Regions from separate parts of the Homo sapiens genome. Here regions 1, 3 and 4 are each linked to region 2. A link is a loop called in an ENCODE intact Hi-C map of the cell type or tissue named here. Cell type or tissue: Calu3. All regions are shown on one strand.

Region 1 (8,000 bases), 210 kb after region 2:
AATGAAGAAGGGCTTCCCCATTGATTTTATTCTGGCAAATGATGGCATCCATAAATGTTCTTCTATACCTGTGGTCTGTGAAGGAACTACTCTATTGAACGTCTGGAACAAAAGTAAAGACGCAGCTCTAGAAACTGATGCTTGTTCTCACCGGTTTTGCTTTTTGCCTGCTGGATAACCTTGCCATGTTTTTTTTAACACATTCTGGGTCTAAGCTTTTTAGCTGCGAAATTTGGATAATTTTGCTTACTTTTGAGAACTAAATGAAACAGTAAATAAGAAGCATCTAGACTAGCATAGGGGAAACATTCAGTAAGTGTAGATTAAATTAATGAATGAATAAACATGCAGTTGCTTAGTAGAAAGATTACCATTCACAAAGTCTTGTAGATACATTAAGTGGGTTAAGGAATATCTAAGTGGGAGGGAGAATTGCTATTTTAAAATGTGTAAAATATGAGTAATTGCAATTTCCTCTTGTCTTTTTCCCACTGCCCCCTTACATTTCCTTCCTAGAATTTTCAAAGTAACACATTCCAGAGGCCAGATTAGCTTGATAAAGATGACCAAGTATGCTTTGTCTTTATCAAAAGAGTCCTATAGCCTTGAGTTTTATTTCTTCAGCCAATATGTATTGAGAGCCTGTTATTAAAAGGCCCTGAGCAGGGATATACGAAGCTATGAAGGACAGGACAGCTGAACAGTTCATCATAAATAAGAAATCAACTCTGATTGGAAAGAGTATGAGTGGTAAAGAGAGCACAGCCTCTATTCAGTTTTAAAGTGTATTGTTAGCATTTGGCATAGAAGTTAGCAATAGAGAGTAAATCCTGTCAAAATAATTGACAAGTGCTTCACTCATGATTGCAGGGGTTTTGAAATGGAGAGATCTATTGCTAGGTAAGTTTCCATACAATTATGCAATTCACTCTTGTCACCCTGCTGTTTCTGGGCTGAACTACAGTGGCTTGAACTCTCCCAGGGTCACCTGATGAGAGCTTATTTATGCAGGGTATTAGATTATGCCGCACTCCAGAGAGCCCAGCCTGGCTGGGCTCAGGGCCGGAACTCATAAAACAGGTGAGTGGAATGGGGAAGAATTTGCCAAGGAGGGAAAAGTGAATTAACACTTTAATAATGTCCAGGTGTTTATCATTTCAGCTGTCTGGGTATTGAAAATGGTTAGTCCCATTTCTTTCTTTTTTTTTTTTTTTGTTTTTGAGACAGAGTCTCACTCTGTTGCCCAGGCTGAAGTGCAGTGCTGCAATCTTGGCTCACTGCAACCTCTGCCTCCTGGGTTCAAGCGATTCTCCTGCCTCAGCCTCCTGAGTAGCTGGGACTACAGGTGTGCACCTGTAGTACCACCATGCCCTCAGGTGATCCACCCCCTTCGGCCTACCAAAGTGCTGGGATTACAAGTGTGAGCCATCACACCTGGCCCCATTTATTTCTTTCAATTTCATAATGTCTTTAGAGATACTAAGATTTAGCATCTCTAAATTTATTTCAGTATTCAGTATAGGCTGAATAAACACCACAAGAAAGTCCAGTCAAGGAGGAGGGACCTTGGAAACATCGTGGTTGTCTCACACTGTTCTATGATGATCATAGAAGAGGAGAGGCAGCGAGCATGAACTCTGGAGCCAGATGGCCAGTGTTTGAATCTCCGGCTGTTTATAAGTTGTTTGATCTTGGACAAAGTTAATACCCTCTCTCTGCCTTGTTTTCTTATTAGGTGTAGGTTGCTTAGTTTGAAGAGCGCCTGTAGTAGGAAGTGCTATGTAAGTGTTTGACAAATAAACATTCGCCTTTTGTGAGCAGAGGAGTCCCGGGAGCCCTTAAGCAATGTCACAGCTGCTTCCCTGCTTCATCTTTTCAGCTGGGAGGTGGGTGGCACAGTGCAGGGGCAGGCAGCTTGGCTTGTGTCTAGGCTGCTCTCAGGAAGACTCAGCATGGGACACTCGAAGTGAAAACTCTCCGATAGCATCTTCACAGCTCATAATATCCTTTCATGCTACCCTTTGGAGTCTCAGCACAACTCAGTGGGGTCTGTAATGTTTCCCCCACTGTGGAAAGGAAATACAGCCCAAAGATATTAACTGATTTGTTTGGAGTCCCATGGCTAATAAATGGTAGGTGACCCGGCAACCAACTGTTTGGAGAGCACTGGGTTTCTTTAGATGCTAGAAGACTTCTTCAGAAGTTAATTCAAGTTCCATGCCTTATGTACAAATGGTTGTTATTTAAACAAGCCTCCCTCAGCTCACATCTTTATGAATGCAGGGCCAAGAAGAACGTGGATGATTGAAGTAGCCTTAGGATCCCTGTTTGCCTGGAGCTGTTTTTTTTTGTTGTTGCTGTTGTTGTTTGTTTGTTTGTTTTCTAGTGGACCCCACTGAGAAAAATAATTAACTATATAGTTCTTATAGTTTTCTAGATTCTCATTTTCTGGGCCTTTTACTTCTCCTCCTTACTGCTGACCTTTTAGCCACCCCTATGGTTATAACATACCTCAGAGGCAGGAAGGCTGAAGAAATAAGACTGAGCTCTCAATATATTTCCACTCTGAGTAAGTCTTATAAGACACAAACAAACATTTGATATCAGAAGAGGTTAAAGTATCAGCTCAAATGACATATTTGAGTTGTCAGGACTTCTTTGTTCCTCTCCACATCCACAAATGACAGACTGTCAGCTGCATTCCACACTCTGAAGATCACGAGAAACTGAAATCTTAAAACACTTCCAGAAAGTTGCTGAACTGTCTGTATTGTTCTGCAATCCTGGAATAATAATCACAGCAAATATATTTGGGTGAGATTTAGAAATATTACTTTGATGAAAACTGCATGGGATGCCTTAAGAAAATAAATATATTTATTCATGGTTGGCAGTGGGCACATTTAAGATACAGGAAGGCAGAACCCTGGCCCAGATGCTCTGGTTGAGAGCACAGCATAGCAGCTGTACAAGGTAATGGAATGTTCTCAAGAAGCTATTGATGCAAATGTGAACTGAGCTGACCGATTCAATAGCTCTTTCCTGGGGAGGGGAAAGTCTGCTTCAGTAATTTGATAATATTAAAATACTAAAGGTCCAGAAGTGACAGTGCAAGAAGTAGGACAGAGGCACAACAGAAGACTTCCCTAGTGTCATCTGATATCCCTCTAAAACCTACACCCTGGCCCTACCGTCAAGTTCAGCTGTGTTTTCCACTGCATCTGTTCACAAGCCCACATCACCCTAAATCACCTCCTCTCTGTTCCTACTTCAGATGAATCACATTCCTGGCACATCTTGGCCCCGTGGTCCCTGGGGCCCTGTGTAGTGAGCTGAATCATAAAAAGACATGTTCACTTCCTACTTAATTAAACTAAAAAGTTTCTGCACAGCAAAAGGAAAACAGTGAACAGACTACCTGCAAAATGGGAGAAAATATTTGCAAACTATGCTTCCAACAGGGAACTAATATCCAGAATATACAAGGAACTCAAACAGCTCAACCACAACAACAAAAAACAAATAATCTCATTAAAAAACAAGCAAAGGACATGAATAAACATTTTTCAAAAGAAGACATACAAGTGGCCAACAAGTATATGAAAAAATGTTCAACATAATCATCAGGGAAATGCAAATCAAAACCACAATGAGATATCATCTTATATAAGTCAAATGACTATTAATACAAAGACAACAACATGTTGGTGAGGATGCAGAAGAAAGGGAACTCTTTCACACTGTCAATGGGAATGTAAATTAGTACAGCCTCATCAGAAAACAGTCTGGAGATTTCCCAAAGAACTAAAGAACTACCATGTGATCTACTGGGTATCTTGCCAAAGGAAAAGAAATAAATATATCTAAAAGGTACCTGCACTCATATGTTTATTGCATCAGTATTTACAATATCAGAGATATAAAATTAACCTGTTTCCACCAATGATTGCATGGATGACGAAAATATATACACACATGGAATACTGTTGAGCCATCAAAAAGAGTGAAATCATGTATTTTGCAGCAACATGGATGGAACTGGACCAGGTCATTATCTTAAGTGAAATAAGCCAGGCACAGAAAGACAAATATCACATGTTCTCATAAGTGAGTGCTAAAAAATGTATTCAGGTGGACATAGAGAGTGGAATGATCTAGATAATGGAGACTCAGCAGGTGAGGGTGGGGGAGGGAGGAGGGGGAGAAATTAGGTAATGGACACAATGTACGTGGTGATGGATACCCTGAAAGCCCTGACTTGACCACTATGCAAACTGTGTATGTAAGAAAATTGCACAGGTACCCTATAAATATATACACTGTTTTAAAAGAAAAAGATGTATCCACATCCTAATGCTGGAAGCTGTGAATGTTACCACATTTGGAAAAAGGACCTTTACAGATGTAATTAATTTAAGGATTTGAGATGAGTAGGGCAGCTCAGATTATCCAGGTGGGCCCTAAATTCACTGACAAATGTCCTTATAAGAAACACGTTCGGGAGAAGACAGACATAGAGGAAAAGGTGATGTGATGGTGGAGAGAGAGATTGGAGTGATGCAGCTACAAGCCAAGCCATGCCATGGAATGCTGGCAGCCACCAGAGGGAGAAGCAAGGAATGAATCCCCCTGAGATCCTCCAGAGGGAGCGTGGACCTGCCAACACTTTGATTTTGGACCTCTGGCCTCCAGAACGGCTAGAGAATAAATATCTGTTTATTTAAGCCACCAAAGTTTGTGACTGCTCATCAAGTTGGCCTCAGGAATCTAAGACACCCTGCTGCTTACTGTGTGTCATTTTTTCTGGGAGTCCCAGCTCATGTGGATCTAGGCTTTGGAGATTATGCCTGTCTGAACTCCTGCAGCAGGTTTGTGTGAATCTCCCATTTGACAATTTACAAATTTTCAACCTTGTGGTATCCCTTTTATTAACATTTGTAATGTATGTTAGCTTTTTGAGATCCAGCACTTGATTTTACATCTTTGTATCTCTAGTTCCTGATAATGAGCTTTGGACCTTTAAGCAGGGACCCCCCTATTAAAAAGAAGCTCCGTTACAAACTGGACTATAACATACTTGGCACTAAAGTCATTCCTTCTTTGATTTGTAAAGTTCTCTGAGATCTTAACATTGTCACTAGGTTCTCATTATGAGAACCAGTTATTGTGTAGCACTGTGAAAATAATTCACTTCTGATTTGGATCAAGATAAAGAAGAGTTTATTGTGCTAAACTTCTGCCACCTACTCCTGTGATTCTAAGTCATGCATGTGTTGATTAGTCAGAATGTATCTCTGCTTTGATTGCAAATTTCAATTAGCTCTGAAAAAATAGTTTTGAGCACTCTGTAAGAGAGAGCACTGTTCTCAGCTGGTGCTGTCCAGCAAAGCAGTGGGTCTCCTTGAAGAGTCATGAATGCCCTGTAGTTGGCATACAAGAGTATTATATCTGAGTGCAGAGTCTGTGATTCTCTTCTGTGCTCAGACACCAAAGGGCAGGGCTCTGTGACATGTCACTGAAAGGTTTTTTTTAAATTAAAATATAATAAAGGTAAAATATTAAAACAGTCCTGGGTGATATAAAAAGGAAAAATATCTCACCTCAGGCCCCAGTCCCATTCACACAGGAGCCTGTTTTGGAGTTTTTCTCCCCTTCATACAAGGTGTGTGCTCATGAGTTGGAGTCAAAAGACCTGGGTCCTGGTCCTTAAAAGCCCCTCACTCATTTTTCGCAGCCCCAAACAAATCACTCAGCATAGATTCCTCATCTCTAAATGAAAGAGCTGGGTAAATGACTTCTTCATTCTGTGTCACACTCTGAGACTTAAATATTCCATGATGGTACAGGAAAGCCAATCATTATGGTGTACTTTGAAGGCAAGAGAAAAACTCAGAAGAGACCCTTGAGTCACTTGGGTGGACAGAGCTATCTTGTCTTTATTGACTAAGCCACAAGTGTATGGAGGGCAGAAACATGCCCCTGGAACAAAAGACAGACTTGTTCCGCTGGGGGAGAGAGTAGGGGGGTGAGAGGCAGGACTGGTAGGGGAGGGTCAGTAGGTGGCCCTGGATGGGCTCAGCTGAGTGCTAGTTTGCTTCTAGGTGATCTTATCCACAGTGGACACTCAGCTGCGAGGTTCTGCGTGGGATCTCAAGACGCAGTCTGCAAATGGGTTCTGCCTCTTAATAGTTTGTGATCTTGCACAAACTAATTTGGAGCTTCAATTTTCTCATCTGTAAAATGAGGATAATAATGCTTTCATTATAGAATCACCACAAGGTACATATATTAAAAAAATAGTAGTTGTCACTTTTATAACTATAATCACTACCACAATAGCAACTATAAAAACCCCATCACCACCCCAGTGGGCTGCATGGCCAGAGAGGAATGACATTTATGGGCTGGATGTTTTCATCTTTAATAGTCTAAGAGACCCTGCTTACCGAACAGAGCATTAGGAGGAGAGAAAAATGCATAGAAGATGCTGTTTGTAGCTTTAAGGGGCTTGATACAATTAGGGGAATATTTAACAAATATTAATGGCTTCCCAATATATCTGAGGGGCCTAAAAACATGCCAAAGTAATTGTAGCCATAAATGCTGAGTGAGTGATCAACAGCGTGGAAATAGTCATATGTACATTGAAGTGTTTTTATTAATGCTATTTTAATTATAAATCCGTCTGTGGTCAATACAGTTGGAAAGCGTTTTTCTCTTTGGAAACTCAGGATGGGAATGACCTCAGGTGGAGCCACTGACAGAGCTGGCAGCCCACAGGATTTTATCTCCTTGTTGTCAGTATCAGCTGCTGGCAAGGACTGATTTTCCTTCCCTTTCTCAAGGGTTCACCACAAAGACAGCATGAATATTCTCCCATTATCTAAGTAATGAAGGCACCAGTGTTTTTGGTCTGTGGCTAACCAAGTAGTAAGACTTGAAACATTCTGGGGCCTGAATTATCTGGATATTCACTTCCCTAGCTCTGGCCTGAGGTTGGAGAGCTACATCTGTGTGTGAAGGGAAAGAAGGGATGGTGACGGTGGCGGGTGATGACTGCTACTCCCATTTAGTCATCAGAACCCAAGTGGGAGCTTCATTGCTCAGTCTCCTGTTTTCTTTAATCTTCTCACTTAGATCCCAAAGTCAGGGATTGTACTTGAGGTTATAGAGCTAATGCAAATGCTGCTGTTTAGTATGACATGAGTTTATGATAGAAGATTTAGAAAGGATCTCATAGCTCACTTGTTCTAAACTCCCTGCCAGTCTTGGAATCTTCTCTGTGGTGCCTCTGCCAGGTGACCACCAGCCTCTGATGGAGCACTCCAGAGACTTTCATAGATCAGCCATGTTTTTGCCATTTTTCATAGCACTCATTAGATAGTAAGACAACCCATCCTTTAGGCAAAGCTGGAATCCAGGGCCTTGTAGTTCCCACCCGTTAGTCCTGGTTTTGCCTTCAGATTCTGTCAAGTCAAATCCCAATTTTTTGAGACAGCCTGGTCTCCTGGAATGTGGCTACTCAAGTTGGGCTTATGGTCCAGCAGCAGTGATAGCCTCATCTGTGCAGGTGCAGAATCTCAGGCCTCCCCCAGACCTACTGAACTTAAATCTGCATTTTTAACAAGATCTCCAAGTGATTGACATGCAAATTACAGTTTGAGAAGCACTGAGTGAGAGCTCATACACTACCTTTCTCCCAACTAATTTTTTCTTTTCTTAAAAATTGCCATTGCTATCAGGCCTGCTGGTGCTAAACAAACAAACAAAAAACCATAGCTGAGAAACATTTAACAAGAAACAACAACTCCAGTTCTCAGTGATTGAAATGTGAGTACAGTTTTGGTCTAGCATCAGTTAAAGCTGTCATTCTATTAATTGAAAATCTATTGACAAGTATTGTCAGTGTTCATAGAACAATCATAAAAGGTAATATTGATGATCGTTAGCCTTTCTTAATAGGCCGTGGAAGATCTTGAATGCCTTTAAAATCATTAAAG
Region 2 (8,000 bases):
GTACTGTCCGGGTGCAGTGGCTCACGCCTGTAATCCCAGTACTTTGGGAGGCCGAGGCAGGCGGATCACCTGAGGTCAGGAGTTCGAGACCAGGCTGGCCAACATGGTAAAACCCCATCTCTACTAAAAATGCAAAAATTAGCTGGGTGTGGTAGCTGGTGCCCGTAATCCGAGCTACTTGGGAGGCTGAGGCAGGAGAATTGCTTGAACCCGGGAGGTGGAGGTTGCAGTGAGCCGAGATTGCACCACTGCACTCCAGCCTGGGGGAAAAGAGCGAGACTTCGTCTCAAAAATAAATAAATAAATAAATAAATAAATACATAAAACTACATTTGGTAGCAGTTATATTTCTTATTTTGGGAGAGTCAAAGGACAAAGAAGATTTTTAAATGATACCCAGATTTTAAATCTGTGTGTCAGAGAAAACCACTAATAGAAATAGGAAAGAGTTGGGGGACAATGGGAATTAAGGTTTTGCCATGAATATGAGGTGCAGGTGGCAACTATCAACGAGCCGTCGGAAATGAGATATTGGTACTTAGGAGAGATAGGGAGGAAGATACCTGTTTAGGTCTCATTGGCACGGAAAGATTATTGCATGGATGGGATTACTGGGGAGGAGCGTGGAGAAAGAAGAAATGAGGCCTGAGGGGCCAGGCGCAGCGGCTCACGCCTGTAATCCCAGCATTTTGGGAGGCCGAGGTGGGCGGATCACTTGAGGCCAGGAGTTCATGACCAGCCTGGCCAACATGGTGAAACCTCATCTCTACTAAAAATACAAAAAAATTAGTTGGGCATGGTGGCATGCACCTGTAATCCCAGCTACTCGGGAGGCTGAGGCAGGAGAATCGCTTGAACCCAGGAGGCGGAGGTTGCAGTGAGCTGAGATTGCACCACTGCACTCCAGCCTGGGTGACAGAGCAAGACTCTGTCTCAAAAAAAAAAAAAAAAAAAAAAAAAGTCCGGGCACGGTGGCTGACGCCTGTAATCCCAGCACTTTGGGAGGCTGAGGGGGTGGATCACCCAAGGTCAGGAGTTCAAGTCCAGCCTGACCAACATGGTGAAACCCCGTCTCTACTAAAAATACAAAAATTAGCTGGGCATGGTGGCGGGTGCCTGTAATCCCAGCCACTCAGGAGGCTGAGGCCGGAGAATTGCTCGAACCCAGGTGGCAGAGGTTGCAGTGAGCCAAAATTGCGCCATTGCACTCCAGCCTGGGTGACAAGAGCGAAACTCCATCTCAAAAAAAAAAAAAAAAGAAAGAAAGAAAGAAATGAAAAAAGAAATGAGGCCCAAGGACAGTTTTAGGGAGCTAGGAAATAAAACCCAAGAAAGGCAATGACAGGATAGGGAGGATAGATGTCATTTGGAAAAGGAAAGAGTAAGAGAGTAGTATCAAATGCTGCAGAAAAAAACAAAAAGGACAAGGACTGGATTTTTCCATTTAAAAATCACCAATGACATTCGAGAGGACAAGTTTCAACAGATACGTTGGGTTAGAAGTTAAATATTAACCAGTTAACCCGTAGGTGGCCCTGGAACATCTTGTCATATCAGGAGCAAGAAAACCCTCATCTTGGAAGTCAACTTGAAAAGGATAACACTGGCCAAAGATGGGTTAATATGAGTGTCAATAAGGATAGTAATGGTATTAGTTCTCTATTGCTGCTGTAAAAAATTGCCACAATTTAGTGGCTTAAAACAACACAAAGTGGCACTTCTATAGGTTAGAAATCCAACCCATGTCTCACTGAGCTCACATCAAAATGTCAGCAGGGCTGTGTTCCTTCCTGCAATTCTAGGGAAAAATCTGTTTCCTTGCCATTTTCCAGCTCCTAGAGGTTGTTGCCTGCATTCCTTGGCTGGTGGCCACCTTCCTCCATCTTCAAAGCCAGCAATGGTAGAGTCTTCATATTACATCACTCTGCCCTCCTCTTTTGCCTGCCTTATCTATTTGTAAAGACCTTTGTGATTACGTTTGGCCCACTGGGATAATCCGGGCTAATCTCCCTATTTTAAGGTCAGCTGATAAGTAACCTTAATTCCATCTGGAATCTTAATTCCTCTTTGCCACATAACAGCATACAAGTTCCTGGGATTAGGACATAGATCTCTTTGGGGGAAGCATTATTCTGTCTACCACAGCACTACAACAGATTGACACACATCAAATATGTTTAAATGCATGAGTTCAAGATAATATTATATTAAGACAAACAAACAAAACTCACTGCCAGGAAACTGACACAGTGCTTTTGAAAACTGGTAAATAAAGAGAAACGATCAACTATTTGTCCTGCCTTTCCTGTAAGGACTCTTACCTTGGTAACCAAAAAGTTGATAAAGTTTTCTTTATAAAAGTTACTACCTGGAAAGCTAATACATGAGCAGCAGGTGCCACCATTTCCCAATGCTCAGTGAATTAATGAATCTGAGCAGTGATTATCAGTGATGGCTAACATCACAAAAACAAAACAGATATCAGGATATTCTGTCTTCTGACAGGAATACAGAATACCACCTGCAACTCCTTCTTGCCAACACAACTGATCCCAAAACTAGTGAAGCCTCCAGCTTCAACCAACAGTTTACAGGAAATACAGGGGATAAAGGAACACACGAAATGACCACATAGGTGCAGTGAACAAAACCCAGACTGTGGGAAAGTCCACGGGACAAATGACCTATTTCTTCAAGAAATCGTAAGAACAACAACAACAAAGATAGAGGGCAACTTATTGTTGGAAGACTTAAAAATGAAACATATCAACAATGACAATGCATGGATTTTATTTGGGTCCAAATTCAAGCCAACTAACTTAATAATTTATAAGGCAATTAGGAAAATGTAAATAATGACTGCATGAATAACTGATGATATTAAGAAAGTGTTTGATTTTCTCAGGTGTTCCAATGAAATATTTACAGATTAAATGACATAATGTCTGGGATTTGCATCAAAATAACCTAGAGGCAAGGCCAGGAGTAGGTTGGGGAACAGATGAAACAAGAGTGGACAAGATGGAGACGATTACCATAAACTGATAATTGTTGAAGCCAGGTAATGGGTTCAGGGAGTTTCATTATACTGCTTTCTTTCTCTTTTTAAAAATACTTGCAGTTGTCTACAGTTAAAGAAAAATATCATTTAAAAAGGTGGTTGAGCCCGGGCGCAGTGGCTCACGCTTGTATTCGTGTTTCCACTGAGTCAGCTGCAGGCTGAGGGGAGAAAGCTCTGCCTGATCTAAGTACTGCATTACATTTTGTGTCCACTGGGCGGCAATATCAACATTTGATCCTGCCTGCCACTAAATCCTCAGGAGGCAGCAGTGCCAGATTACATCTGTGTCTGTGAAGTTCCACCTTTCCCGCTTCTGATCATTTTCTTCCCCCATTCTCCACCCTGTCAAACGTGGAGCTGCCAGAGCCACGGTGACTGGGAAAGAGGAGCAGACGGTACAGGCTAGGAAACAGAGAGGAGGCTGATCTTCCCACCTTTCCTCAAGTTGGGGTAGAGGAAAGGCTTTCATCTTAAAGACTTGCATTTTTGTTTTGTTTTGTTTTGTTTGTTTTGTTTGTTTGTTTGTTTGTTTTTTGAGACGGAGTCTCGCTCTATTGCCCAGGCTGGAGTGCAGTGGCGCGATCTCGGCTCACTGCAAGCTCTGCCTCCCGGGTTTATGCCATTCTCCTGCCTCAGCCTCCTGAGTAGCTGGGACTACAGGCGCCCGCCACCATGCCCGGCCAATTTTTTGTATTTTTAGTAGAGACGGGGTTTCACCGTGTTAGCCAGGATGGTCTCGATCTCCTGACCTCGTGATCCGCCCGCCTCGGCCTGCCAAAGTGCTGGGATTACAGGCGTGAGCCACCGCGCCCGGCCTAAAGATTTGCATTTTGACTAATGCATGAGATAAAATTTTAACTAGTGGCTTGGCCCTAGACAAGACCAGAGGATTTTTTTTTATTACCTAAGAGTAGAGCTGATACTGAGCCAGTCCACACCATTATGGCCGGACCCATTGTCAAAATACTCAAATCTCCTGTACTAGTTGGTAAATAGCCCCAGCCTGCACCCCTGGTGTTCACTCACCCACCGCCCTGGCTGCCATGACCCTGATGCTGGAACCCTCCATGAGCCCTGCCATGCAGAAACTAAAGAGGTCACACTTGGCCCAGCAGGGGGCCCCCAAGAGCTGCTCCACTTTGGCCAGTGTGAGTTCCAATTGGGGTTGCAGCTGAAACAATTATTAAGATTGGCCAGAGAAATCACGGGACAGGGAAGGGCAGGAACCAGTCCCACTAAGCCTGTGGGGGAAAGGAATAAAGTTATTTTCACTGTACTTCCTTTTGGTTAAAGTACTGATTACACAATTATTGACATACTTAGGAAAATCAACAACCACAATGACAAAATGAAGGAAATGAAAAAGTCAGAGTTGCAGGGTATAAGATACACCTATGCAAATAAACTGCATTTCTACACCAAGTTAAATTTTAAATGATTAAAAATTCCATTCATAACAGCAAAAAGGCACTAGTAATTCAAGACAGGAGATTTTGTCAAGGAAGTAATTTCTTTTTTTTTTTTTTTTTGAGACGGAGTATCGCTTTGTCGCCCAGGCTGGAGTGCTGTGGCGCGATCTCGGCTGTTTGCAACCTCTGCCTCCCGAGTGAAAGCGATTCTCCTGCCTCAGCCTCCTGAGTAGCTGGGATTACAGGCGCACGCCACTGTGCCCGGCTAATTTTTGTATTTTTAGTAGAGACGGGGTTTCACATGTTGGTCAGGCTGGTCTCTAACACCTGACCTCGTGATCCGCCCGCCTCAGCCTCCCAAAGTGCTGGGATTATAGGCATAAACTACCGCGCCCGGCCGGAAGTAATTTCTAAATCCCGGGAGAAGATAGAAAAAAAAAAAAAGCAAGCCACATGAGCATGAATGGAAGAAGACTAAACATGGGAAGATGGTAATAGGATCTAGGTCACTGGTTTTCAAAGCACGTTCCTTGGATCAGCTTCTCTACTAAGAACTTGAATATGGTATCTCTCACCCTTCACAGCATCCCTATCGGCTGGACATCATCACCCACACTTACCAATGAGGAATGGAGGTTAGAGGGGGTAAAGTGCTCAGCGCCTGAGGTCCCTCCCAGAGTTTCTAAGTGGCAGCACCAGGGTTCAAATACAGCTCTGCTTGACTCCAAAGCTATATTTTTCCTACCAAACAAGGCTGCCTCCCAATTTTAATAGGATGTGGTAAAAATAATTTCGTAGATGGTAAAGAGCTACAGAATCGAATCCTGATTAAGTACAGCATGCTCTACTCCCCTGCTCCTGAATGCCAAGAAGCCCTAGGCACTTCCACACGTCTTATGTGTGTCACTTTCTTTGGGTTTCTATTAGCACAAGTTTAGATCACAACATTTTCAGAGCTGGTAAATCAACTGATTTGCTTGCATTTGAGCAGGAAACGTAGGCTGAGTACCTTATGGCCAATCGGTTCTCACTGCAAAAGGGCAAACCAAATTGCATCACTGGCTACACTGGAACCAGAGGAAGAAGACGACTTCAATGAAGAACTCAGACCATTGTCTGAGTGGGCTCACATGCTGGCTCCATTCAAACAAACCTGTTCTAGCACAGCTCAAATTGGCCCCTCTCTGTCCTTAGCAAAGCATAGGAGAGAGGATGTATTTCACCTTGGTAGCCACATCAGGTGACAGATTTTAATCCCCTGGGGAAAATACTCAAGATTAATGTGGCCAGTTGGGTGACAGTGCTGAATTACCTCACGCTCAGATTTCTTTCACAGATCAAGTGCTAATTAACATGATATAGACCAGTGACATATTGTAGCTATGGTAATTTCCAGGAAAAAGTCCATGCCTATGTATATACGTATATATATGTACGTTCCTACATATATATAAAAGTACATATATATAATTTTCTTTTTAAAAATTTACCCTTTTAACATTTGTTTTAAAAATTATCTTAAGCAGAATCATATGAGTTTACTAATATTATATTCTGTATTTCAGCTTTTAAAAATCCTGGGTCTTCCGTTTAACAAAATTTAACAAGATTTGCCAATCTTGCCTTTGTTCACGACCAATATTCCCCAAAGCCCCTGGTTTCACTAACACTAATTATAAATGGGCTTTTGATGGTTCAACTGTTCCCTATGGCAAGATGAAAAGGCTTCCAGAGAGAAGGCAAATCTCAGATTCTTTGTCCTTGTATCCTTTTTCTTCTCTCAGAAGTGCTTTTACCTGACATCTCAAGAGTTAGAAATTCACAATCTAGTAGAAAAAGTAACACCCACTACCAGATTAACAATTAATTCAGCACTGCCCACGGAGTGAATCACAGGATTTCCAGTAGTGCACAGAATACTCAATGGGACTTCACTGCTGGCTGTAGCTAATATAGCTGGGGAGAAGTCCAGGAACAGAATTAAGAAAAGGAAGGAAGTTTCTCTTGTGAGGACAGTCAAGCAGGTTTAATGCATCCTTAAAATTACACATTTTAAATGATTAGTATTTAAAGAGAAAATGTATATGATTCTCTCTTTCATAATTCTAAGATTTTCAGTCTTCATTTTCTTATCTGTCTCCTTTTTGATCTGTAAAAAACCACATTTTATCCAGAGAAGCCTGGGAGATGGGTCAAAGGTTTGTGCCCTGCCTCAGAAATTTTCAACATCAGCTCACAGTCACATATGTCAGCAGCTGTTGCACCTTGCACTTGAGTTAGGGGGCCGTCTTCTAAATCAGGACTTCCCTAGGGCACATGAGAAGCCAAGGGCAAGAAGAGCTCATTTTTCAGGCGTCTTTCTGATCATATTAGAAATGTTTAAAATAAGGACAGGCTCTGATATCATTAGATTTAAGGCCCGAATGTCATTTCAGTCTCAAGAGGACTCTTAAAAATAGGCCATTATATGGAGAGCACTTGCAAGGCTCCAGGGGAAAAGGTGCTCAGAGTAAAAAGGATTATGATATTTAACAGGCACATTTTGCACATTCTAAGAAGTTGGGGGCGAGGGAGAAGCATTACCAAGTCCATCATTGTGCATATATTACAGCATATAAAGGTTGCCATTGTACTTGAGTTTGAGTTTCCGTCTGTCAAGGTTACATTGACACACGTACATTTGCTATCAGGAATGTCTGGACTCCCTTGACAATGAGAAAAGAAAACACTTCTGTGCTTATGGTTGTTGGTAACAATAATGGGGTTGAAATCTGTCAAAGCTGGGGGTGAATGGTGAGGAGGGCCCTTGCACTAAGTCACATATAGTTAAGCTGTGAGTGGCGCACTTGGGAGGGTGTGTTATCCTATCCCACAAAAGAGGAGGGCTGACTTGTGTACCTAGCATTCAGCAGCTTCAGGGTCTTTTCCTGTCACTGCAATTTTCTATACGTGATCTTTAGAGTTTTCACTATTACAGCTTTTCTATCTCTAATAATGGAGCAATCTAGCTTCTTCACATTTGTGTTGATAGTGTGTTATGTGTACTTGTTCTGGCCTGATCTAGCAAATGAAGTTTGCTAGCTGTCCTCTAGCAAACACACTGAAATGCAACATTCACCTCAAGACCTTTGCTAAAGATGTTTTTCTTCCTTGAGACAAAGTGTTGCTCTGTCCCCCAGGCTAGAGTGCAGTGGTGCGATCTCTGCTCACTGCAGCCTCTGCCTCCCAGGTTCATGCTATTCTCCTGCCTCAGCCTCTCAAGTAGCTGGGATTATAGGCGTGTGCCACTATACCTGGCTATAATTTTTGTATTTTTTAGTAGAGACGGAGTTTCACCATATTGACCTGGCTGGTCTTGAACTCCTGACCTCAAGTGATGCACCCACCTCAGCCTCCCAAAGTGCTGGGATTATAGGACAGGTATGAGCCACTGCTTCTGGCCTAAAGATTTGATCAAAAAGACAGAAAGCTCTGTGACTTTGGTGAGCCTTTGAGCCTCTGTTTACTTGTGAGAATGATATTCATAATAT
Region 3 (8,000 bases), 390 kb after region 2:
CCTGACAGGCTGTGGTTCACTCCGGAGTCCCAGCAGAGCTGAGTGGCAGCAACTTTCATTTGCCAACTGCTCTCCTCCAGCATTTCAGTCCTTCTGATCTTTGCAAACTTGTTATTCCCCACCCTGCGTGCTCCTGTCTGGGGCAAGGGGGCTGTGGAGAGCATTCAACCATCCAATGTACTAGGCTGGGAGGCAGAGCTGTGGCTGGGCCCAGATGCACAGCTTCTGCACTGGTCCTGAAATGGCCTCCCAGGGGAGCAGCCATCCAGTTACTGTGGAACAATCTCTGCCACCTCTGTACCCCTCCCATCCGGAACTCGCCATGCCACAGTGCCTGTCACGAGGAAGCTGGGCTTCCTATTCCCTCTCAGAAAAGCCAGTTGTGGCAAACCAGTCCCCACAGCTTCCCTTCATGGTGACACTAGTCAGGACACATAGTTTCTGATACATTCAGGGTTCCTCCCTAGCACCACACAGAAACAGACCCAGTAATCTTCAGTTTTTAAAGAATTAATCTGAGAGAATGCCTGTCCCAACTCTATGTGCTGATAAATATATGCTCTGTCTTGTTCCAACTCATGGATAAATATAGTTTTGACTGGTAAACTGAAACAGGACATAAGACAGAGCCCTGCGGAACTCCACTAGAGACTTTCTCCCAATGTTAACATCCGGGTATTAGAGTCTTTCAGAACAGGCATTCTGTCAGGAGCTAATACACAGGCCAGAGTTCTCCGACTTGTGAGAGGTCTTTTCTTCATATACCCCATTACTTATTGCAGCATTTCTATCAATAGCCTGGATCAGTGATGCCAAGTAGGTAACACAGGGCCAGCATCATGAAAGCACCACAGTCCCCTTCTACTTGAGCCTAGACACAGCATCAAATTCTCTGCAACTGGCTGGGTGTGGTGGCCCCCATCTGTAATCCTAGCGTTTTGGGAGGGTAAGGTGGAAGGATCACTTGAGCCCAGGAGTTCAAGACCAGCCTAGGGAACATGGCAAGACCTCATCTGTACAAAAAATAAATTAGCCAGGCATGGTGGTGTGTACCTCTGTAGTCCCAGCTACTTGAGGGGCTGTGGAGGATTGCTTGAGCCCAGGAATTCAAGGATGCAGTGAACTATGGACGCCATTGCAGTCCAGCTTGGAAAAAAAAAAAAATCTCTGCAAGCTTGCACGCAGGCAGCAGGCCACGCAGTTGACACATAATGTGAGACTGACTTGCTGTTTCTGAATTGGAAACTCAGAGGTAGTGAAATCTTTAGGTGCAGCTGGCAATGTCTAAATTTTTCAACCAATCCTGCCCTTTATTTTTCTGAACTGTGATCTCATTTATATGTCAGTCCCAGTGGAGGCCAGGCTGGCATACAGCCCTTCCATTTGTGCTCTTGCTAATCCTCCGCCCTTCTGAGTTCATTTTTTTTCCTCTTAATATAATCTTCTCTCCTTAAAAACTGAGGAAAGTGCTGGAATAGAAAATGGGGTCTTCGTAGGTCCTCACACCAGTTTCTGGCTAATAGCTGTTTTCAGCACTTCAGTCCCACATGTGACCTGTCTCCTGGGAAGCTTCCTCCACTATTTTGTAACCTTAAGCAACTCCAAAGGTCTCAACTCCTTGGACTCTATTTGTAAAATAGAATTGGTACATGGAAGAGCAATCAAAATAATTTCAGTTCAAGAAACATTTAACAAGCTTATACTATGTTTTAGGCAGTGCTAGGTAAATATCAAGTCTTGGCCCTCCAGGAAATCAGAGTCAAGTAGTAAAATTAGTGGGTAAGCTCGGTAATGCAGATGCTGTTCTTTCATTTCTGTGCCCCTAGCACCTAGTGTACCACACTCAAGATAGCAGCTAAATGGGTAATATGGGACTCAGGTATTTCCAAGAATAAGAGATGAGGATGATGGTTACCTGGGTCCCAGGAGCCACCCTGGAAAGTGAAGGCAGGGCAGTAATGGCAGATGAGATGGCTGGGGACAGAGGCTCAGCTGGATACGCTAGGCCACATAGGCTTTCCGTCTTCACCTTCCTGCTTTGGGGTAAGAGACTACTTGAGAAACTGTGGATCTTCTCTTCAGACAAATGCATACACATTTGAATACCACATTAGGTTCTCTGAAAGAAGCATCCCCCTGGCTGCTGCCCCACCCCCTTAATAGCCTACACTCTCTCTTGAGAACGAGCCATGTACTCTCTGGGTCACACCTCAACAACACACTGTCTTTACAAATAAGGCTGCTAACACATGGCAGGAACAACTGAGTTCCTAACCAGTCCCTCGGCTACCTGATTCAGCACGTGACTCATTCTTTTTTGCCTTTTCAGCTCAAAGCTTGTACCCCCAAGGGACTATGGTCCTTTTAAGAACTGTATCTGTGTTTTCCCTGGGAGGTGTTTAATATCCACTTTGAATAACACTGATCTGGCATTCCCTTCCCTGGGGCTTGGCAAGGGCCCTTCTGGTGCAGCCCCTAGCCTGGCACAGCTCTGCTCCAACTTTCTGCTGTTGCTGCTCCTGGCCTCAGGCCACGCTGCACTGATAAAGCTACACTGCATTTTCCTCCCCAAAATGATTGGTGATGGGGTAGAGCCCTTTATAGTTTACACAGTATTCTGACATATGCAAAAACAAAACAACTATGGTAAATGAGGAAACTGAGGCTGAGAGAGGTGTACCTGAGGCTGCAGCCTGAATGTGTGGAGGGTCTCAAACATCACTCTTCTGTCACCAGATGGCAGGGTCTGCTTTTCCATGCTGTTTCCTTTCCTTCCCCCAGAGTCTGGGCAGTTCTTTCCATTTGGTAAATTGAATGTCAAGGAGTATCCTCTGTGGAATGCAGAGCTGGCAGCTGGGTTCCTACATCTGTTTTCTACAAGGTCTTTGCTGCCCATTTAGCACCATTCATTCACTAACTCAGCAACTGCTGAGTACCTCCCCTGCCTGGCTGGCGGGAAAGTACTAAAATATAAGTTAGGTGCCATCCAGGGGCTGGCTCTGTTCCCATGGACTTGTTTTTTTGGACTGTGACTGTGATTTTTCTCTCCTGCAGAAATGCCAGATAGCGCAGCAGCTCTGCTGGGCACTTGCTGCAAACTCCAGATCATTCCCACACTGTGCCACTTGGTAAGCAACCTCCCAGGTGGGACCTTAGAATGGATAGGAATGGGGAAATGATGAGGGGGTAGACATCCAGCAGCCGGTAAAACACCTCTAGGACTTACCACAACAGCTCTTCAAGACACATTAAGTAAGTATTGTTATTAACCCCACTTTTATACACATCCCACCCCATGGGAAGACTGAGACCCAGAGGAAAATGATTTGTCCAAATAACTTGTTAGCAGGTCCAGGACTTCATCCTTGTCTTTCGACTCCAACTCTTATACTTTTCCCATTGTTTGGAGAGAATTTTGGCCAAGGTTTGGTGTTACATTACAATAAAGGGGCCTGACACCATATTATTTGCAATGGCAGTTTTGTGCTAAGACTGGTTTGATTGAGCTCTGCAGCAGATTTGCCAGGGAGGTATCCAGGACTGATCTGTCCCAGGGAGACATAGCTTCTTTCATCCACTTTCAGGAATATCGTTAGCTTGGTGCCCCCTCTGGAAATGTCATTCTAAGAGCATGAGTTAGGTAATGATGAGCTTAGCCCTAGAGAGTCAAGATTAAGCTTTTCCTTTTTAAATTATAGATTGAGCCATTAGTAGAAAGAACCACCAACAGGTTGCCCTGAAGCCACCCTGATGGGGCAGCTAGTCTTGTGTAGCTTTTGCAGATGTTGCTCAGCCTGGGGCAGAGGAGCTGAGCACACACGGTCTGATTATTTTAAGGCCTAATTACTAAAGTCCAAGGCCAACCTGCTATGTTGGCCCAAAGGATCATCTCTCAGAGCTCTGCTGTCAGATCTGGGAAGCAGGTATTGGGGCAGACTGCCTAGACAGGACCCTGACATTTGGTATACATCTACTCTGGGAACACCGAGTAATGTGGTTGGTGCCTTTGTGCATAGCAAAGACATTAGAAGACTATGCAGCATGGCATCATTCCAAGGAGCAGATCAGGTATCACAACTGAAAGATTCCACAGGCCCAGAGGAACATGCATGCTTGTCCACTGACTGCAAAAATGGAACTACTTGAAAATGTGCCAGCATGTGTGTCCTGGGCCAGCTGAGGGTAAAGGCTGGTGGCACAGTCTGGTTATGGAAACAATACGTGCCATTATTCTAATTGTATGCAATGATGAGCAAAACAACAGCTCTGCTTTCAGATCTCAGCTCCTCTTGCAGCAACTGAGTGCTCAGCATTTACTAAGTTAGTCCTTCCCAAGTATTTACAGATTCATCAACTGCAACTGAAGCAAATAAAAAGAAAATCCTGCCAAGCCCATGTTATCTAACTGTTATCTAACCCCTTCTGTGACAAACTCACACTTAGCTGTCCTCCTCCCTGCAGATCAGCTCTAGGACATTTGTATTACCCCCAAGTTCTGCTCTGTTGGTGTTCTAAGAGCAGCAGCCAGAACACATTCGGAGTTCAGAATGGAAGGTATTCTGCTTCTGCACATTCTGCCTTTTGGCACTGCTCAACATAGTCAAAGACCTCCTTTTTCTGTAAAGACCTTCCTGGGTATCTTCACATACCTCCCCTCAGATTTGCAATAGCTCTATTTAAGACATCGAGGTGTCTGCCTCCTGAAGGAATTTGAGCGTCATGTTTCTTTAAGGGATTTACTTAAAACGGCACAAAATCCATCTGCAGCCCTGTCTTTTCTTGTCTAGTAGCCAGGGTAACTTTGAGAGGCTTTCTGAAGGGCTTTTGGGAGTACAGTGCCAGATACACTAACACATTTCCAAGAACTGGTGAAAGGGTGAGTTAGAATCAGTAGAGAATGTTAACTTCACTCCACCACCCTCTGGGTCACCGTTTCCCCCTTATACCTAGAAATGCCTGTGGGCAAAGGGGGTGGTGGATATTTAGAAAAGAAAGCCGAATGCTGCACAGCTCTCATCCACCAGGTGGTAAGGACAGGGAGCCTGCCATGCTGTTGACAGTCTCCAGCCTGCGCCAGTGGGGCTCCTCCTTAATTCACTGGGGTGTGATGCTGTGCTTAAAGAGCAGGTCTAATCTACTCTCTAAAGCACAATCAATAGTTTGCAGTCTGAGCCTAATGGTAACGTTAAGCCTGTGGTTACATTGTGTGAGTTGTATTTGGCGAATCTACAAGGTTCGTGAGGCTGATTTTGATAATAAACCCACAAGTACTTTTACATTCCAGTGAGTGCTACCCTTCAGTCTACCTGGACAAGCTGCATGACTTTCAAGATAGTCACCACTGCTCAGGAAATTTCTGGAATTTTTTCTTTTGGATTCCCTTCAGATTTCTTAAAATTCAGGCAAACTTTCTAGGCTTATTTCATTTTTAATTTAATTTAAAATTTTACTACTTACATTATTAATCAGATCTTGAATGCCTGTTTCAAAATGAAATCTACTGGTAAATTTGTAATTGCTTAAGATTTGTAAAATATTACGGGTACAGATCAAGACCCTAAAAGCAAATCAAATATTTCAAGTATGTGTTGAGCAGTGGAATTAGAGCAGCATCCAAAGTGACCTCGGTGAAGAACACATTGAGTGTCTGTGTTGTAGGCACGGCAGACAAGGTCCCTGCTCTCACGAGCAGCTTAGGGTTAAATAAGGGAAGGTGACTAAACACTATCAAGCAGATTACTTCAGATATAGTAAGTTTATGGATACAACATAATGGAGTAACATAAGGCTGAGTTCTGGGGCTGGGGGTAGCTAGATGGAAAGGGATTGGGAAAGGCCCTCAATGTGGCATTTCAGCTGACAACTGAGTGATGAGAAGGGGAGATCAACAGGGAAATTTGGAAGAAGGAATAACAAGGGAAAAGGTTCTTGAGGCAGGAAGGATAATTAAACTAAACTATGGTACCTACCTTTGAGGAGTTCATGCAAAGATATAAGAAAGTTCTAATATCTTCAGTAAAACAAAAACTAAGCATACTGCATATATGACCAAAGTACATTCTAACCTTTCTAATGTACTGGAGTTAATGGGACTAGTAGAAAGAGTTTGGAGAGTAGGGATTCAGACAGAGGACACTAGACAAATTGGATAGAATCAGGCCTGAGGTCCTGGCCTGGATCAAATATATCATGTTACACCTCAAGGGTTTTCCTGCTCTATTTGGGGAAATTTAAAAAACGACATAGTTGGCCAGGCGTGGTGGCTCATGTCTGTAATCACAGCACTTTGGGAGGCCGAGGTGGGCAGATCACCTGAGGTCAGGAATTTGAGACCAGCCTGGCCAACACGGTGAAACCCCATCTCTACTAAAAATACAAAAATTAGCTGGGCATGGTGGCGCACACCTGTACCAGCTACTCGGGAGGCTGAGGCAAAAGAATCGCTTGAACCTGGGAGCTGGAGGTTGCAGTGAGCCGAGATCACGCCACTGCACTCCAGCCTGGACGACAGAGCAAGACTCCATCTCAAAAAGTTTTTTCCCCCAGAATTACCTACAAGTGCATTACTATCCAATGTGGATTTTTTAGGACATTTTAAAAGTGAATTTGTTTAAATGTGTCATTTCAGCTTCGTGCTCTGTCTGATGATGGAGTATCTGATCTTGAAGACCCAACCTTGACTCCCCTGAAAGATACAGAAAGGTTTGGGATTGTGCAGCGCTTGTTTGCCTCAGCTGACATTAGTCTGGAGAGACTGAAGTCATCTGTGAAAGCTGTCATTCTGAAGGACTCTAAAGTCTTCCCACTGCTTCTTTGTATAACCCTGAATGGACTCTGTGCTTTAGGCAGAGAACATTCATGATGTCATATGTGAACTAGAAGTACGTGTTACTGGCCAAGGCTATTTTTCAGAACTGTTAAAGGTCATATGCACGTTAAAAGTTGACCAATGAAATGAATTTACAGAACAGTTTAAGAAGTGGTGACATTTTGCATGATGAATGACCTGACTTTTAGCCACCAGGTACTCTTTAAACAGTTTTCCTTATCAGAGGCCCTCCTGTGCTGGTGACCCAGCATCTGAGTTAGGTTCCAGCATGTAAAGAGCTGGGAGGGCGGAGAATTCTTAGCATACATTCAGACGTTTTTTCTGCACAATAATAAGTCCATCTGTCACTTGCATTCCACTTTTTGTTACATAGAAAGAGTCTGACCCTTTAATCCAAAAGGTCTTTTTACATTGTGAATGCTGTGGGAAGGCAATTTCTCTGCACACAAGAGGCTACGTTTTGGAAGTGATGTATGTTATTTGATGACTGAAAATGAACTGTAAATGCTCCTAGAGTATATTCCTCTGCTGAACAAAATTAAACTTCAAAAAAATCTAACAGTAACACACCCCTGCTTGGGACCCTAGCTATATGCATTTTATGTGACCTTGCCATGCTTCAGTGAACATACTAATTCTATGTCTAGCACATGTTGATTTCCTATGTATTCTGGGTATTCTATTAAAGGAAACTTTGAACTATGTCTATTTTGCTTTTTATTCTGTTTTGATGTCCTTCTATAAATAGCTTGGACTGGCTCCCTGTGTCCCTGATTCCATAGACAGGATCTGAGCCACTGGGGATGAGGGGTAGCAGTTGTTGGAAACATATCATACAGCACCTATTCTTTTTTCCCTGCAACATCATCCACTTATTCCCTTTCTTCCCTTCAGATTTTAATGAAGGTTAACAAGGAAGAATAAAGCAAATAACCCTTTCATCACTACTAAAAATGAGACTCTTTATGGAAATGCTTATATGTTGGGGGAGAGGCTATAAAATGGCACATGGTGGCAGCAGCTATACAGAAATAAGCCTTACATACAAACTGGAAAGGAATATGCAAAAGTGAAAGCAGTTGTGCTAAAATGGTGGCACTATACCTGCCTTTTGTCTGGTTTTCTGAAATAAGTAAAAAGAACAAACTGCAAACAGAAGGTATAATATGAA
Region 4 (8,000 bases), 190 kb after region 2:
GGAGAGAATAAAATAACCATGTCATTGTTAGCATTGGGAACAGAGGTGCTTTTAGGTTTTTCTTGCCTTTTAGCTCTAGTCTACCAGTAACCACCCCACCTTTTTAAAACCTGTTTACTCTGCCTTTTCCTTTTATGTCTCTCTTTTTTCCAGTTTGCACTAGTTTAAAAGTGTCTCAGGTTAAGTTTTTTGCAGTAATCTTTCTTTCCCCTAGAAGTGAGTAAAACTTCCTGTATCCCTTTTTCTCCCCACCTATGTTCCCTAAATTAGTGATTCTCTTACAAGGAATTATTATCGCCCCTGCAGTTTTGGAAGGATACCTCCAAAATATATCTTGGGGACTTCGATTTATAGAATTTGGTTTAAGCTTAGATTCTGAGTCCCAGGGTTATTTTTAGTTAAGTGGACAAACAAACTTGAAGTGTGTACATCTGATACATGACCCACTAGGGTATTTTGTTTCTTGTTATTTGAGAGTGTTCAGTTAGCACTTATAGAGCATTACCCATTGTTAGCTGGCTGTTTACATTTCTGAAAAGATGATAAGTTGATTTTTGTAGGAAATAGGGAAGTTTTAAAACTTCATGCTCACATTTCATAGTAACTCAATTGATAGTCTTTTTAGATAAGTAATGAAATGCTGCCTGTGGTTGCCAATTGTTAAAACTCTACCAAGCTTCCGCAAGCAGTTGTCGGTTAAGGGAGCGTAATAACACCCACTGATAAAATTCAAACCACCAGATGTTATTTTAAGTTCTTGGGTGGTGCTATCTTTTCTTACCCTTTAAACTGCTAAGTCACATCCTGCTTTGCATTTCAATTTGGTATAAATTGGATGCAGCAGACATAGGTCTGGCATAAGATGCTCAAACAAAATTAAATACCAAAATTAAAGAAGGCAGTTCTGTGGAGTAAATCTGTCATTTCTGGATGCAAGATTATGTTAGAGCAGTGGCTCAACCCTTGCTGTGTATCCAAATCACCTGGGAGTGTCTCAGGATGCCCTTGCCCTGGCCTCATCCCCAGTGTCTGGACCAGTTAGTATGAAATGGCACCAGGCTTTGGGATTTTGTAGAAGCTTCCCAGGGTGATCCTGTCACGCAGCCGGGGTTGAGAAATGTTGCAGGAGGTGCCCCTCCCGACCCAGCTCACAGCTTTGTCCTCCATGCTTCTCTCTACCTAGTCAAGCCCTATCCACATCTTCACGGCTCCCTGCAGGCCACCTCTTCCTAAGCTTTTTCTCACAACTCCAGCCCCACTGAGCTCTTCCCTTGTGACTGCCCATAGCACCTACCAGATGGCCCACCCTGGGGTGTGTTCTGGCTTGTTTCATTTGTGACATCTTATCTCCTTGATCACAGTGGTTTCCTCCTTGGATTAAGTTTCTGTCACTTAGTTTCCATCACTGAAGGGTTAGCACAGCAGTGGACACATAGTAGTTACTTTATAGGATATATACTGAATTGAGTTTTCATCAGTGTGCCTGTCTTCTTTTTGCCACCTGTCTTTCCACTGTAGCTTCCTTTATTAGCCCACATTTATTCATAAGTATTTCTTCCTTGTAAGGTGTTGAAGGACAAGTAAGAGTAGCTAAGCTGCAGAAGGAGGAGGAAAACTCAGCCCATTTCTGATTTCTCCATTCAGGAATGGAGGAGTTGTCATAGGACCTATGGACTCATCTCTCTCCATTCAGAACATTGATTCATCCTGATCTGTAGTGACTCTTGGGACCACGTGGGTGATAAATGCAACATGAAAGGGGCTGGCTTGCTGGAGAAGGTGAAAATGATTTGAAGATTGGATGTCTACCATCTATCCTATTTTGAGCATTTGGGATTATTTCAGGCCAGGGTAATACACACCTTCAAATTGAAAATAGTAGCTTTCGGCCAGCCACGGTGGCTCACACCTGTAATCTCAGCACTTTGGGAGGCCGAGGCAGGTGGATCACCTGAGGTCAGAAGTTCGAGACCAGCCTGACCAACATGGCGAAACCCCATCTCTACTAAAAAGTACAAAAATTAGCCGGGCATGGTGGTGTGTGCCTGTAATCCCAGCTACTCATGAGACTGAGGCAGAAGAATTGCTTGAACCTGGGAGGCAGAGGTTGCAGTGAGCTGAGATCTGAGCTGAGATCACGCCACTGCGCTCCAGCCTGGGCGAGAAAAGCAAGACTCTGTCTCCAAAAAAAAAAAAAAAAAAAAAAAAAGAAAGAAAAAAAAAACAGTAGCTTTCCTTATTTTGTCAAATAATGAAAAGGATTCTTACTGCCATAGGTTCCTGTTTCTGGCACAGGAAGCTGGCCAGGACAGAGGTGATTGGCAGCTTTCTGTTAAGACGTACAGAGGTGACCTAAGGTTCCTAATTTGAAGGCATGCCAGCTTCTTAGGGCCAATGTTATTTGTGCTATACCTGTGTAACTGAGAGATTCAAAAATTAGGTAACTTTAACACGATTAAAGTTTATTTCTCTCTCATGTAACTGTTCAGATATTGTTATTCCTTGGCTGGCATGGTGACACTATGGTCTTCAACCAGTGTGTCTTTCATTTCTGGGTCCAGCTATCACCACCTCCCAGCTCTCAGGAATGGGGAAAGGGCAGGGAACATGTGTATCTCTTTTTAGGACCATGACCTGGAAGACAAACAACTCTGCTCACATCTCATTGGCAGCCCTTAGTCACAAGCCCCTACCAAGCGGCAAAGAATGCTAGAAGTGAAAGCCTCTTATTAGATGCCCATGAACCACATTAAAACTCGAGAGTTCTATTATTAAAGAAGGGGAGAGTGGATATTGCTGGATAACAAGCCAAGGCATGCATGCTAACTTACCAAAATATCAGATCTATCAGTTATCACCCCGTTCACTGGTTTGGGTAAAAACACTCTAAATGTCAAAAGAAACCTCAAATGTATCATGAGTTCTGTGAAGTCATGGTAGAAAAGTAGAGAACTTGAGGGGGATGTTTGATGTCTCTACTTTTTGGGGAAAGGTAGACCATGTGCTTGAAAAGGACACGCAAAGTAACTACAGCACAGATAGTGTTGATAAGCCGAGTTTGGTTTGTGGAGCAGGCTCTTGCCATCTTTTGAGGACAAGTGTGTTTGGCAAGAGATTTGCTAACTTGTTTAAGAGAGTTGAACTGAAATTTGATGGGAAGGAAAAAACGTTAAAACTTGATTGGCTAGAGAACAACCGGCAGAGCAAAGATAAAAAGACCAATAACAGAGGAGGAGAACATCAGTAATTTCTTTTTAAAAAAGCCTGGGCAGCTGGTTGGTAAAATACCTGCAGCTCTTTGCCATTGTGCAGCTTATGAGAATGAAGCAAAATAAACTTGAAACATTAAAACTTGGATATAGATAGCATCACTGGATCTGTCTCACCACGGTTAGCGTGGTTCTCGTGACTAGAATATGATTTTAGAAGGGGATGTTTTACTGTAAAGAAGCAGTCTTGGGGAAATCTAGACCTTAATGATGAATCCCTGGGTAAAGAGGGCATGGTAGGGAAGAAAGATTGTAATAGGATCAGTATTATGGATGGCCAGATAGAGGCTATGGAGGGCGCTTTCTTCTCAGAAACTGAAACTTTAGAATGAATACCACATGTGCTGATAAAAAGGAGATTCAATCAGATAATCACCCACTGGATGTTTCATTCGGCTAACTTCTGATAAACTCTTGACTTGTTTTGCCGATCATTTAATTTTTAAGAAGACTGAAAAAATAATGCAGAGAATGATAGCTCTGGGTTTCTTTCTGAGCCAACAAGGAAGCATTAACTAGTGATAGAAAGTGGCAGGAACCAGGAAATGAAATCCCCAAAGAAGGATGCTTTGGGCATAACATCTCTATGGTACTAGAAATATTTGAAACAAGTCAGAGAAAAGAGAGAAATGATGTCTCTTGTGGCCAAAGACTTAAAATGGCAAGGAGATCTCACAAGGAAGGAATAGCTGAAATATTCTGAAATACATAAGTAATCCCAAATGATTCCAGTGAACAGTAAAGACAGAAGTCTCCTATGGGAATAAATAAATGTGCTCACACTGAGAACTCTTTCCTTGGCTCAACAAAGATTGCTACCAGTCTTTGTAAATTACTTTCCACAGAATGTAGAGGTGAATAAAATGCAGTCCCGAGTGAGATATAGACCCAACATCTAGCAGTCAGGATATGAAGAGTGAGTCAGAGTGCAGGAAACGTGACTAATACTTTCAGGTAGCGCAAAAGGAAAGCAGAGTCCAAGAGGAAACAAACGCATTTGGGGTGGGAGAGGGGTTGAGAAAAGGCTTCATGGAAAAGGCAATGCTGAAAGTGATCTTCGGAAGATGGAGGACTTTGCCACAGACGGAAGAGAGAAAGTGGGTTAGGAGGGTGCTCCATAAAGAAGGACTCACTAGGAGAAAGGGAGAGTGCAGAATACAGGGTATGTATATATGAGTTGTTAGAGATGAAGTTTGAGTGATAACAGCCAAAGTGTAACTGAGTGATGTCTGGCAAGGACTATGCTGAGTGTTTTACATGCATTATTTTAGTCAATCTTCACAAAACCCTGTGAGGTTAGTACAGTTATTCATGCCTGCTTTCACATGACGAAGCAACTCAGACATTTAGCCACAGAGTGAGAGGTAGATCCAGAGTCCAAAACCAGTGAAATGCAACTATGTAGTGGAGGGTTTTGCCTGCCAGGCCTTGCTATTTTACTTAAGCTTGTAGGCATTGGGAATTTGGAGCAGGGGAGAGCCTGGCGATAAATTGAACTAGGGAATGGATATAAGGATTGAAGTGCTGGGAGAGAAAATGTGGAGTCAGTTGCAGGGCCTAATGGTGGTCTAAAATGGATAGGTTGTTTTGAGAATAGAAGAATATAAAACACATTGGGGGGTGATGAGGTCAGTGTCAGGGAGAGAGAGAATCTACACTACTGGGGGCTCTGGGAGAGGGAGTTTGGTTGGATTAATAGAGGGTGGGTATCTTAATCAGAGTCAGGGAAGCCAGTGGCAGGTATTAATATCAGCATGAGGGAGTAATGAGCATAGGCTTGCTGTTCCAGTGATGAATCCAGGGGCCAACACCAGGCTGGGGACTGGAGTGTGGGGGTAGGGAGCAGTGTAGAGGCTTTACTAAGGTAAGGGGCCTGTAAAGATGATCAAGAGCTGAAGTGCATAGAGAGAAGTGGATGAGGGACAAAACTTTGGTGACTGCCCATGGAACTGGGAGAGAAAAGGAGACAGTAAGCAACACTTTAAAGTTAAGAGGTATCAGCACTCCTGTGTTCACAGAAGCACTGTTGATGATAGCCAAGATGTGGAAACAACCTAAATGTCCATCAACAGATGAATGTGTGAAGACACTGTGGTAGGAACAGAGTGGCCAATGGCCTGGAGAGCAACATGTCCATGTGTGATTGTGACTACTGCAATAAATACCTCACTCATGACTCTTCATCTGTGCAAAAGATACTCTACAGTGATATCTACAAAGAGAATATGAAAGACTGCTGTCAGAATGGGGTGGAAGAGCAGCTCAGAGCCTGATGGACGAAACAATGGCTGCACTTCAACAAGGAAAGGTTCCTCCTACTCCATTCTCTGCCTCTCCCCAGCAGGGGCAATGATCCCACCTCCTCGCAAGTCTCCCGGCTCCTCTTTGCCCTGGTATGATGCCTGCACCTCCTATAAGTGGCCATCCCATGATGTCAGTGATGGGTTCTCCTCCTCCTGGGATGATGCCAGTGGGACCTGCTCCTGGAATGAGGCTGCCATGGGAGGTCACATGCCAATGATGCCTAGGCCTCCAGTGATGGAACCTCCTACCTGCTCCGTGATGATGCCTGCTGAGCCCAGAATGACTCACTATGCAGATGAGGACAGGAGGGAGGCCTCTTTATATTAGTTTCCTATTACTTGTTCTGCTTCACCAGGAGATCATGGTGCTGTGACTCTGGGTGTTTTCTTTTTTTTTGAGATGGAGTCTGACCCAAGCTGGAGTTCAGTGGTACAATCTCAGCTCACAGCAACATCTGCCTCCCAGATTCAAGCAATTCTCCTGCCTCAGCCTCCCAAATAGCTGGGATTACAGGTCCCCGCCACCACACTTGGCTAACTTTTGTATTTTTAGTAGAGACAGGGTTTCAACCATGTTGGCCAGGCTGGTCTTGAACTGCTGACCTCAAGTGATCCACCCACCTCGGCCTCCCGAAGTGCTGAGATTACAGGCCTGAGCCACCACGCCTGGCCACTGGATGTTTTCTTAACAGCATGGCAAGGAAGACTTACGCCCTCTTCCTATCAAAGAGAATAGTTTTGGAGCCCACACTCATCAGTATGGAGTCATGACTCTTAGCCCTGGACGCGTGTCAGAATGTCCTACGGAGCTTATTCCACTTCAATCATGGACTCTGGGCTGGGGCCTGGGCAGCAGTGTTTTGTAAAAGCTCTTCACTAGTTTGCAGCCAGGGTTGGTAATAATTGATCTAGACTTTTCAGAAATTTCCTGTCTGTTTCTAATAATCTTCACAGAATCTACCCAATTTTCATTTTCTGATACCTATCTCACTCTCCCTCATCCGGCATAGCTTACTGTCAGGTCCCATGAAGACTGAAGTCATTCAGTCCCCTCATCTGTTTGGGCTAAATTGGTATCCAGAACCCATTTAGCAGAGCTGGGTGCACATTTCCTATCTCTTCTCTGTCGTGGGTTTCAAGTTTGTCTTCTCTGTGGTTATTTTATTCTTTCCCGTTAGTACGTCTCCTTGAAGAAAAAAGATGGAAAACAACTGGGATTGGAGCAATCCTCTTGACCCCCGATGCTTTGTGAAGAGTTTCCACACCCAGAAGCTTATCTTCTATTTGTGCATCTGGCTCTGGCTATGTGTCCACAAAGCCCTTTAGTTTTCACCACTGCTGTTTGCAAGCCTTGGGTTGCTCCTGATACCAGTCCTCCAGGCATTATTCCAGCATGGTTGTGCAACACTCCTGATTATGAGCCTGGCAGTACACTGTTCTAGTTCCTCTTAACTTTATTCACACACACACACACACACACACACACACACACACACACACACCTGTATATTATGATCAGAACACTTCACTGAAACTCTGTATCCATTAAACAATAACTGGTATTCTCCCCTCCCCCCAGCCCCTGACAGCCACCATTCTTCTTTCTGTTTCTATGAATTTGATTATTTTAAATATCTCATATAAGTGGAATCATGCCGTATTTGTCCTTCTGTGACTGGCTTATTTCACCTAGCGTAATGTCTTCCAGAGTCATCCATGTTATTGCCCATTGTAAGATTTCTTTAGTTTTTTACAGCTGAATAATACTCTGTTGTATGTACAGCTGTATGGGGTACTGGTTCGGTGATCGCCACAAATACCAAATTTCATGGATGTTCAGGTTCCTGATATAAAATGGCAAAGTATTCGCACGTAACCTATGCACATCCTCCTGTATATTTAAACTATTTCTAGATTACTTACAATACTTAACACAGTGTAAATGCTATGTAAATAGTTGCTGTACTGTGTTGTTTTAAAATCTGTATATTTTCATTGTTGTATTGTTATTGCTGGAATACTTTTGCTCTGTGGTTGGCTAAATCCACGGATGTGAAACCTGCAGATACTGCGGGCTGACTGTATATACCACATTTTCTTTTCACTGAAAGAGTTGACAGTTACATTTTAACATTTCAACTGTACTTTTTCTGTCCCACTTCTCCCCTCCAAAACTACTGTCTTTGTTAGGAAGAGGGAGTAAGTCTTCCTTGTCATGCTGTTAAGAAAACATCCAGTGGCCAGGTGCAGTGACTCACACCTGTAATCCCAGCACTCTGGGAGGCTGAGGTGGATGGATCACTTGAGGTCAGGAGTTTGAGACCAGCCTGGCCAACATGGTGAAACCCCATCTCTACTAAAAATACAAAAATCAGCCAGCTGTGGTGGCATATACCTGCAATCTCCGCTACTCGGGAGGCTGAGACAT

What was found. Hi-C counts contacts between places; a loop is a spot of excess contacts. Peaks named below come from ENCODE experiments on the same cell type or tissue, not always from the same donor. Only the 100,000 strongest peaks of a DNase experiment are listed, where the experiment ranks them.
Region 1: a loop joins it to region 2, with 2.6 times the contacts of the local background. A loop is called at or near these places in 9 of 110 quality-filtered maps.
Region 3: a loop joins it to region 2, with 4 times the contacts of the local background. A loop is called at or near these places in 7 of 110 quality-filtered maps.
Region 4: it touches region 2 in a loop (5-fold over the local background); 9 of 110 quality-filtered maps call a loop at or near these places.

What each region holds. Positions count from the first base shown.
Region 1 is chr7:24,878,442-24,886,441 of GRCh38, reverse strand. The region is part of intron 2 of OSBPL3 (oxysterol binding protein like 3); the gene reads left to right. Among named protein-coding and RNA genes, the nearest start is that of OSBPL3, 98 kb to the left of the region's middle. In Calu3, no CTCF peak of the experiment used is centred here; a DNase peak (open chromatin) is centred at 4,611.
Region 2 is chr7:25,089,689-25,097,688 of GRCh38, reverse strand. No RefSeq gene overlaps it. Among named protein-coding and RNA genes, the nearest start is that of CYCS, 32 kb to the left of the region's middle. RefSeq lists enhancers at 3,380-3,459, 3,480-3,529. In Calu3, CTCF peaks have their summits at 3,305 and 4,174 (motif pointing right); DNase peaks (open chromatin) are centred at 3,278, 4,188 and 4,728.
Region 3 is chr7:24,697,888-24,705,887 of GRCh38, reverse strand. GSDME (gasdermin E) reads left to right here. Exons shown (of 10, transcript NM_001127453.2): 9 at 3,055-3,128; 10 at 6,629-7,533. The coding sequence ends at 6,862. Among named protein-coding and RNA genes, the nearest start is that of GSDME, 56 kb to the left of the region's middle. RefSeq lists silencers at 800-969, 3,804-4,098. In Calu3, no CTCF peak of the experiment used is centred here; a DNase peak (open chromatin) is centred at 4,047.
Region 4 is chr7:24,903,993-24,911,992 of GRCh38, reverse strand. The region is part of intron 1 of OSBPL3 (oxysterol binding protein like 3); the gene reads left to right. It also overlaps the pseudogene SNRPCP19. Among named protein-coding and RNA genes, the nearest start is that of OSBPL3, 72 kb to the left of the region's middle. RefSeq lists an enhancer at 1,164-1,313. In Calu3, no CTCF peak of the experiment used is centred here; DNase peaks (open chromatin) are centred at 4,242, 5,802 and 6,972.